Regions from separate parts of the Homo sapiens genome. Here region 2 is linked to region 1. A link is an interaction called in ENCODE POLR2A ChIA-PET data of the cell type or tissue named here. Cell type or tissue: GM12878. All regions are shown on one strand.

Region 1 (5,000 bases):
GCAGCCTGGTCAACATGGTGAAACCCTGTCTCTACCAAAAAATACAAAAATTAGCCAGGTGTGGTGGTGGGCACCTGTAGTCCCAGCTACTTGGGAGGCCGAAGCAGGAGAATTGCTTGAACCTAGGAGGCAGAGGTTGCAGTGAGCCGAGCTTGCACCACTGCACTCCAGCCTGGGCGAGAGAGTGAGACCCTGTCTCAAAAAAAAAAAGAAAAAAAAAAAAACCTGGCTAATTCCTCCCAACCACTTCTCTCATCAAGAGATAGAAACTTAAAAAAAAAAAAAGAGTAAATAAATAAAATGACTGCAGCAAAATAAAAATTTTTTAAGAGCTGGAGTCTACTCACCTCACATTTCACTGGGCAGCTGTGCTGCCCTCAGAGCTTGCTCTAACCAGTGGAATGTGGTTGCAGGAACACTGTGCCAGTGCTAGGCCTGGACCTTAGAAGCCAGGTAGATTCTGTTCTCTGCTCTTATAGCCCAGACCCACACTGGTAGTAAGAAGTCCAATTATTCTGCTGGAGAGAGAGGCTCAGCTGCCTCTGCACCCACTCCCCTACCCCCTAGCCAGCTGAGCTACCATACACGTGAGTGAAGCCATCTAGAAGATTCCAGCCCTGGCCAAGCTCCCAGCTGAAGGCAGCCACATGCATGGCCCCAGCCAACACCACATGGAGCAGCATGGTGAAGCCAAGCCACTGCCCTGTCCCAGGCGTGGGATGAGGGAGGCTGTGTTAGTCCATTTTGGTGTTGCCATAAAGAAATACCTGAGGGTGGGCAATTTATAAAGAAAAGATCTTTAATTGGCTCACAGTCTGCAGGCAGTACAGGAAGCATGATGCCAGCATCTGCTTCTGGCATGGCCCTCAGGAAGCTTCCACTCATGGCAGAAGGTGAAGGGGGACCAGGCACGTCACATGGCGAAAGAGGGAGCATGGGGTTGGGAGGAGGTTGTGGTCTCTTTTAAGCAATCAGATCTCATGATAACTCTTTACCATAGGGAGGGCACCAAGCCATTCATCATTCATAAGAGGTTCACCCCCATGAGTCAAACACCTCCCACCAGGCCCCACCTCCAACACTGGGACTCGCACGTCAACATAAGATTCGGAAGGGACAAATATCTAGACCATATCAGAGGCTCAAATTGAGGTGAGGGCAGCAGTAGGGGTGGGGGAAATGGATGAATTGGACTTATTTAGGAAGTAGAGCCAGTAGGATTCAGTGATGGAGGTGATGTTTCCCTCTCTCCCTCTCTCTTATTTATTTATTTATTTTTATTTGAGTTCTCACTCTGTCACCCAGGCTGGAGTGCAGTGGCGCAATCTCTGCTCACTGCAACCTCAAACTCCTGGGCTCAAGCAATCCTCCCACCTCAGCCTCCCGACTAGCTGGGACTACAGGTGCACACCACCATGCCCAGCTAAGTTTCTTTTCATTTTTTTTCATAGAAATAGGGTCTCACTATTTTACCTAGGCTGGTCTTGAACTCCTGGCCTCAAGCGATCCTCCCACCTCAGCCTCCCAAATGGAGGTGATGTTTCTAGCTGTGGAACTCAGGGTCTGGCCCAGCCTCTACTGGGTTGGAGGAGGGGCAGGTTTAGGGAAAGATGTGAGTTTGGATTGCCATGGGCAGTGCCAACCTTCTGCCTTTTCCACCGAGCCTGGCCTGGGGGAGGGAGTTGCCTGGAATCACCACCAGTCTGGCCACGGGGAGTCATTGCCGGGCAAGCAGCTAGACATGATTCCAACCCTCACACTCCCTGCCCTCATGCAAATCCGAACATCCAAGCCCTGAATTAGAGAGATTCTAAGGGAGAGGGATCTCTGCATCTGCAGGAAAAGGGAGAGGGAAATAAACAAAGTTGGCCCAACTTTTTTTAAACATCACTAAATGGCTGGGTGTGGTGGCTCACGCCTGTAATCCCAGCACTTTGGGAGGCCGAGGTGGGCAGATCACGAGGTCAGAAGATCAAGACCATCCTGGCTAACCGTCTAACACGGTGAAACCCTGTCTCTACTGAAAATACAAAAAATTAGCCAGGCGTGGTGGCGGGCGCCTGTAGTCTCAGCTACTCGGGAGGCTGAGGCAGGAGAATGGCGTGAACCCGGGAGGTGGAGCTTGCAGTGAGCCAAGATCACGCCACTGCACTCCAGCCTGGGTGACAGAGCGAGACTCCGTCTCAGAAAAAAAAAAAAAAAAAAAAAAACACTAAACATTTGATCAAAATGATAGAAAAATGTCCCATCCCCACTGACTCCCCTGGCTGCCACACACCCTAGCTGGCCTTATTTGCGGCTTCCCTGGCCCAGTCTTAGAGCCAGGGCTTTACCAGCCAAGCCAGCTGCATTCCACCTGGCAGGCAAGTTGCCTCCCTGTGGACTGGAGCTTAATGAGCCATGGGTGCACTCCCACCTACTCACCAACAAGTGGCAGCACTCTCCAAGCCCGTCACCCCAAGCCTGCATGGATCTGCACAAAGGTAAATTCTCAAGACAGATTTTCCCCTGTGTGAAACTGGCATCAGATTCCCTCATTTACAGATGTGGAAACTGAGGCTGCTGAAGAAATGCTTCTAAGCCTGAGCTGCAAAGATTTCATTCCCACTAGAGCGTTAGGCTGGTTTTCTGACCCAGTTCCAAGGGCAACCTGGCCCTGGACTCCCAGGGGCATTTGACAATATCTGGAGATGTTTTTAACTTCACAGCTTTGGGGAAGAGGTGTTGCTACTGGCACCTGCCAGGTGGTGGCCAGGGGTGATGCTAAGCATCTTACACAGGACAGGCCCCAACCCCGCCCTATAAAGAAATGTCTAGCCCAGGATATCAACAGTGATGAGGTTGAGAAACACTGATTCAATCAGATTCTCAAGAGTCAATGGCCTGCAAAGTGCTGAGACGTCCCTGGATCAGGGGCCCCTGGATAGGATGATCCCAGCCCTCCTCCCTCTCCCGCCCCATCAGCAGCCATGAGAGGGGCTCCCGTTGCCTCCTTCACCTGCAGGTCTCCCTCAGACCCACTGCTTCATGACCAGTTCCCGAGCAGCAAGGTGTGCAGGCGCTGTGCCGGGCCCTGGAGAGAACATGGGGGACAAGAGAGCGACAGCCCCTCCCTGCCTTCCTTCCAGCAGCTCAGGCTGCAGGGAGAGACAAAGTATTTGCAAATGTGACAAGTGCCAGGGTGGGACAAAAAAGGGACTGAGACACAGAATAATACAGAGGGGACCAACTTAAACAAAGAAGATTGGAAAAGCCTCTGAAAAGGTGACTGCTGAGCTAAGGTCTGAAGAACGAGCCACCCACATTAATTGAAAAGACAACACAACCAACACTAACTTTCATTTGTTTCAATTACCCGTGATCTTCTCCCTGCCCACCTACCATGACTGCAACTCTGTTATTTTTGGTATAATAAATTCATTTCCAGATCTTGCCTACTTTTTTTTTTTTTTTTTTTTGAGATGGAGTCTCGCTCTTGTCACCCGGGCTGGAGTGCAGTGGTGTGATCTCGGCTCACTGCAACCTCCGCCTCTCAGGTTCAAGCGATTCTCCTGCCTCAGTCTCCCAAGTAGCTGGGATTACAGGCGCCCACCACCATACCCTGCTAATTTTTGTATTTTTAGTACAGACAGGGTTTCACCATGTTGACCAGGCTGCTCTCAAACTCCTGACCTCAGGTGATCTGCCTGCCTTGGCCTCCCAAAGTGCTGAGATTACAGGCATGAGCCACTGTGCCTGGCCATGTCCAGGTATTTCTATAGCATTTTAGCCATCCTTTGAGTGTGTGTATACATTTATATATTTATTTATTTATTTATTTAGAGACAGAGTCTCACTCTGTTGCCCAGGCTGGAGTGCAGTGGTGCCATCTCGGCTCACTGCAACCTCCACCTTCCAGGTTCAAGCAATTCTCCTGCCCCCACCTCCCAAGTAGCTGGGAGTACAGGGACCCGCCACCATGCCTGGCTAATTTTTGTCTTTTTAGTAGGGACAGGGTTTCACCATGTTGGCCAGGCTGGTCTCGAACTCCTGACCTCAGGTGATTCGCCTGCCTTGGCCTCCCAAAGTGCTGGGATTACAGGTGTGAGCCACTGCACCCTGCCCTGAGTGTGTATTTTGTATTGTGAGTTTTTTCTTCCATGTTGCTATGTAGGCTTGGTGATCATCATTTATAACAGTGTTCAATGTTTCATTGCACTGAGGATTTTCTAAATGGTTCTCTAACTGTTGTTCATTTCTTCTGTGGGAGGGAACATCCAGTCATCTAACAATGCTCAGCTCACTAATTCCTCTGGCCTGGCATTGCTCTTCCTCCTCCTTCCCTCCCGTGAATGCCTCCTGAGGTAGGTGGGATGACCGTCATTTCACAGTGGGAAGGGACCTTGCGGCCAGCCAAACCACTGGTAGGCAAATGTGACTGTACATCAGGGATCATTGATCCCTCAGCCAAGTACAGATTCCTAGGCCCTGTATCATCTGCCCAATCAGATGGGACAGTATGGAAGGTTTAAAATATGTCCACATATTCTTTGACAATCCTCCCTTCAGAAGGCAGTTGCTAATTCCCCTGTCCTTGAATGTGGACCACAGCACTCTCCTGGATCCCTCATCCTAGGAAAAGATGGCGGCCATGTCATAAGGACACTCAAGCAGCCCTGGAAGAGGCCCATGTTGGGTGGAACTGAGCCCTCCTAGCAGCAGTAGGGTGACCAATCGTTCTGGTTTGTCTAGGACAGTTCCAGTTTTCACACTGAAAGTCCCACATCCTAGGGAACCTCTTAGTCCTAGGCAAACAGAAGTGGGTGCCCATCTAACATCTAGCACCAACTGGCCAGCCATGTGAGTGAGCCACCTTGGAGGAGGCTCCTTCTGCCCCAGCGAAGCCTTCAGATGGCTGCCCCTGACCAACCTCTTGATTGCAGCTTCATGAGAGACTCTGTGCCTAACAGCACAGCTGAGTCACCCAAGAACTCCTGACCTACAGAAAATATGTGGGGTAA
Region 2 (5,000 bases), 620 kb after region 1:
GGGTATCTGTAGATAAATAGTTGGGTTTAGAAATGGAAAAAGACACTTTGGGAGGCCAAGGCGGGTGGATGGCCTGAGGTCAAGAGTTCGAGATCAGCCTGGCCAACATGGTGAAACCCCATCTCTACTAAAAATACAAAAATTAGCTGGGGGCAGCCACTCATGCCTGTAATCCCAGCACTTTGGGAGGCTGAGGCGGGTAAATCACGAGGTCAGGAGTTTGAGACCAGCCTGGCCAACATGGTGAAACCCGGTCTCTACTAAAAATACAAAACATTAGGTGGGAGTAGTGACAGGCGCCTGTAATCCCAGCTACTTGGGAGGCTGAGGCAGAAGAATCGCTTGAACCCGGGAGGCAGAGGTTGTAGTGAGCTGAGATAGCACCACTGCACTCCAGCCCAGGCGACAGAGTGAGACTCCGTCAAAAAAAAAAAAAGCAAAAATTAGCTGGGTGTGTTGGCGGGCACCTGTAATCCCAGCTACTCGGGAGGCTGAGGTAGGAGAATTGCTTGAACCCAGGAGACAGAAGTTGCAGTGAGCCACGATTATGCCACTGCACTCCAGCATGGGTGACAGAGCGAGACTCTGTCTCAAAAAAAAAAAAATTAGCTGGGCACGGTGGCACACGCCTGTAGTCCCAGCTACTCTGCAGGCTGAGGCAGGAGAATCGCTTGAACCTGGAAGGCGGAGGTTGCATTGAGCCGAGATCGCGCCATTGCACTCCAGTCTGGGTAACAGAATGAGATTCTGTCTCAAAAAGAAAAAAGGAAAAAGAATTGGCATTTGATACTGTACCTCTAGCCCTTCCCGGGTGAGCTGGGCCTGAACAGGGGCTGGCACTACTTCAACTACAGTATTAGGCCTTATCACGATATAACATAACAGTCGAGAACCTGAAAGAACTTGAGACTTCTCATTACTAAGCACTCAAGTGAAAAAAAAAAAAGAACTTAGACCAACATAGTTTAGAAACAAGTGCTAGTGATGTGGTTTAGGCTATAAGTGCAATAGTAACTTATAGTAATGAATTAATGAGGGTCAAAAGAGTTAGAATAGGCCTTGGGCGGTGGTTCATGCCTGTAATCCCAGGACTTTGGGAGGCCGAGGCAGGCTGATTGCTTGAGTCCAGGAGTTTGAGACCAGCCTGGGTAACATGGTGAAATCCCGTCTCTACAAAAAATACACAAATTAGTGGGTGTGGTGGTGTGCACCTGTAGTACCAGCTACTCAGGAGGCTGAGGTGGGAGGATAATTGAGCCCCGGAAGTTAAGGCTACAGTGAGCTATAATCACGCCATTGCACTCCAGTCTAGGTGACAGAGTGAGACCCTGTTTCTAAAAAGGAAAAAAAAAGAAAACAAAATTAAAATTGTCAGAAGTCTGGAAGATAAAGACACTTTAAATTTATTCCTTCAAAAATGTTTACTGAATATTGTACCTGTTAAGTGTGAGGCCCCAAGCCAAGTGTTGAGAATACCCACACTTGTGTGAATAAGACACAGTCCTTGGTCTCTACTCACTGACGGTCTAACAGGGAAACAGACATGGTTACCTTGGAATTCACAGGCTATGTATAGACTTATGGTCCATTGAAAAAAGATAAACAGGCTGGGCACGGTGGCTCACACCTGTAATCCCAGCACTTTGGGAGGCCGAGGCAGGCGGATCACAAGGTCAGGAGATCAAGACCACCCTGGCTAACACGGTGAAACCCATCCTACTAAAAACACAAAAAATTAGCCGGGCGTGGTGGCAGGCGCCTGTAGTCCCAGCTACTCGGGAGGCTGAGGCAGGAGAATGGTGTGAACCTGGGAGGTGGAGCTTGCAGTGAGCCAAGATTGCGCCACTGCACTCCAGCCTGGGCGACAGAGCGAGACTCCATCTCAAAAAAAAAAAAAAAAAGAAAAAAGATAAACATAGACACATAGACACGAATAGGGCCAGGGTCAGTGGCTCACGCCTATAACCCCAGCACTTTGGGAGGCTGAGGCAGGAGGATCACTTGAGGCCAGGAGTTTGGGAGCAGCCTGGGCAACATGGTGAGACCTCATCTCTATCAAATAAGATAATAAAAAAGACACAAATATATAACAATAATAAGTGTTATGAAGAAACATAAGCAGAGTAAGAGGAACACAGAGTGAGCTGTGTCAGGTAGGATATTTAGAGAAGCCCTCTTCAATTAAAGTAATATTTGAACAAGGGCCTAAAGGAGTGAGTTTGAGTTCCCTAGATGTCTTGGGGAAGAGTATCCCAAGTAACAGAAATAAGTGTAATGGCAGGCTTGTGCTTGAATAGCTAGAGAAATAGCAAATGTGTCTGGAGTGGAGTGAGTGGGAAGGAGTGTGGAAGTCAAAGAGGTAGCAAGGCCAGGTCACGTGGGGCCGGGGTAGCACTCTGGATTTTACTTAGCTTGAGATGAGAAAAGTCATGCAGAAAAATTTTAACTTGATGGAGCAAGCAGAGGGAGTAATCACAGATCTGGGAGTATAGGAAAGTAAAAATGGAATCAGTGGTTAAGGAACTCAATTCAACATGTGGGATGGATTAGAGGCAATCCAGAAGGCGATTCATTCCCAACAGTTCAAGTGCAAGATGATGAAAAGTAACCAGAATGGGCAGGAAGAATGGTAAGAGCTACATAAAAATGAGAAGTTTTCAAAGAAAGCAATGGGATTTTCAGGCTTGGTGGGGATGAATGTACTTGTGATGTAGCTTCAGAGCTGCTGACTTCAGATACAAACAGCTGTCCTGTCAGAAGCAAATGAGGCCAAAGGAACTGTTCTTAAAATGGAACCAAAAGAGTTTCAGTAAACAAAACTGTTGTTCTTATAAACCTGTTTGTAACTGAAACTGTTCTTTGTTTGAAATAGAAATGGAACGGTCTTTTTTTTTTTTTTTTTTTTTTAACGGAGTTTTGCTCTGTCCCCCAGGCTGGAGTGCAGTGGCACGATTCCAGCTCACTGCAACCTCCACATCCCGGGTTCAAGCAATTCTCCTGCCTCAGCCTCCCGAGTAGCTGGGATTACAGGGAACTGCCAACATGCCCAGCTAATATTTGTATTTATAGTAGAGATGGGGTTTTACCATCTTGGCCAGACTGGTCTCAAACTCCTGATCTCTTGATCTACCCACCTTGGCCTCCCAAAGTGCTGGGATTACAGGTGTGAGCCATTGTGTCCGGCCGAACAGTATTTTTAATAATTAAAGAACCCAAAATAATTTACCCCTTCCTGAAAAGTAAAGCAAGTTGATCCTATTTATCACCTGAAAATGCAACAGTCATGAGCAGGCAGGCAAAGGAGCTCTGGTGTGAGCCTAAGTCCACTTCTGCATATCAGCAAATTTTATTAGAAATGCCTGTCTCCCAGTTTTGAGTCTAAATAATCAAATGTAATGGAATATTCTTAGTATAATGTTTATATCCTTACTGAAACAGTTTCTTGTCACTTATTTTGTTCTTTACAATTTTCTTTCTTTCTTTTTTTTTTTTTTTCAGACGGGGTTGTGCTCTGTTGCCCAGGCTGGAGTGCACTGGCGTGGTCTCGGTTCACTGCAACTTCTGCCTCCTGGGTTCAAATGATTCTTCTGCCTCAGCTTCCCGAGTAACTGGGATTACAGGCACCTGCCATCACGCCCAGCTAATTTTTTGTATTTTTAGTAGAGACAGGTGTTTCACCATGTTGGACTGGCTGGTCTTAAACTCCTGACCTTGTGATCTGCTCGCCACGGCCTCCGAAAGCGCTGGGATTACAGGCGTGAGCCACTGCCCTGGGCCTACAATTTTCTTAACTAGGGTTGAAGGCTCTGAAAATATGCAGAAAATCATATAATGGCCTTATGAAGGTTGTATATATGGCAGAAGGATTCTGTTTTTCTGGACAATAAAGATAAAAAAGTAGAATATATTACTGACATCAGTTTAGAAAAATGTATAGTAGTGTAGTGTACATACAGGTAATTGAACAAAGAAATATCAATAACAATTGGTAAGAGCATTTTTTTTTTTTTTTTGAGACAGAGTCTCCCTCTGTCGCCCAGGCTGGAGTGCAGTGGCAAGATCTCAGCTCACTGCAACCTCTGCCTCCCAGGTTCAGCAATTTTCCCTGCCTCAGCCTCCCAAATAGCTGGGATTACAGGCGCCCGTCACCATGCCTGGCTAATTTTTGTATTTTTAGTAGAGACAGAGTTTCATCATGTTGGCCAGGCTGCTCTCGAATGCCTGACCTCAAGTGATCCACCCACCTTGGCCTACCAAAGTGTTGGGAATACAGGCGTGAGCCACAACGCCTGGCCAAGAGCAATTGTTATAATTGCTATCACCAATAATTTTTTCATATTTCTGTGGCCACACTTAAATGAGTCATCAAATGATTTGATATTGTGTGGATAATACTTAATATGAAAACTTTTAAAATATGTTGTCCCATCTCAGTTACTTAAACTTACCTTCCTACTATCCCAAAGGTTAGGCAGATGACAAATGCTGTTTTTCTTCTGTCTCTCTCTCTCTATATATATGTATATATGTATTCTGAGACAGGGTCTTACTCTGTTGCCTAGGCTGGAGTCCAGTAGCACAATCAACCTCCCAGGCTCAAGCGATCCTCCCATCTTAGTCTTCTGAGCAGCTGGGACTACAGGCATACGTCACCATGCCCAGCTAATTTTTTGTATGTTTTTGTAGAGATGGAGTTTTGCCATATTCCTCAGGCTGTTCTCCAACTCCTGGGCTTAGGGGATCCACTTGCCTTGGCCTCCCAAAGTCCTGGGATTATAGGCGTGAGCCACCATGCCCAGCTCTCCTCAATACTGTAGTGCTGATTACACCGAGAGTGTAAAAACCATTTGAAATACTTAATCATTGCTTTGAGGACACGAACAGTAACATAGCAACTTAGGGGTGGAACAAATTTTAGAGAAAGCATTGTTTACTTATTAGAAAATTATTTATGTTGATTTAACCTGATTTAACCAACTAGACTACTTTTTAAAATCTCT

Evidence for each region. Peaks named below come from ENCODE experiments on the same cell type or tissue, not always from the same donor. Only the 100,000 strongest peaks of a DNase experiment are listed, where the experiment ranks them.
Region 2: POLR2A ChIA-PET joins it to region 1 with 9 read pairs; 2 of 35 experiments call an interaction of 5 or more read pairs at or near these places.

The regions. Positions count from the first base shown.
Region 1 is chr5:134,024,330-134,029,329 of GRCh38, forward strand. It overlaps a transcript of VDAC1 not described here. Among named protein-coding and RNA genes, the nearest start is that of VDAC1, 22 kb to the left of the region's middle. In GM12878, a CTCF peak has its summit at 2,432; no DNase peak of the experiment used is centred here; H3K27me3 peaks cover 190 bases.
Region 2 is chr5:134,640,567-134,645,566 of GRCh38, forward strand. No RefSeq gene overlaps it. Among named protein-coding and RNA genes, the nearest start is that of SEC24A, 5.7 kb to the right of the region's middle. In GM12878, no CTCF peak of the experiment used is centred here; a DNase peak (open chromatin) is centred at 2,775; H3K27ac peaks cover 1,978 bases.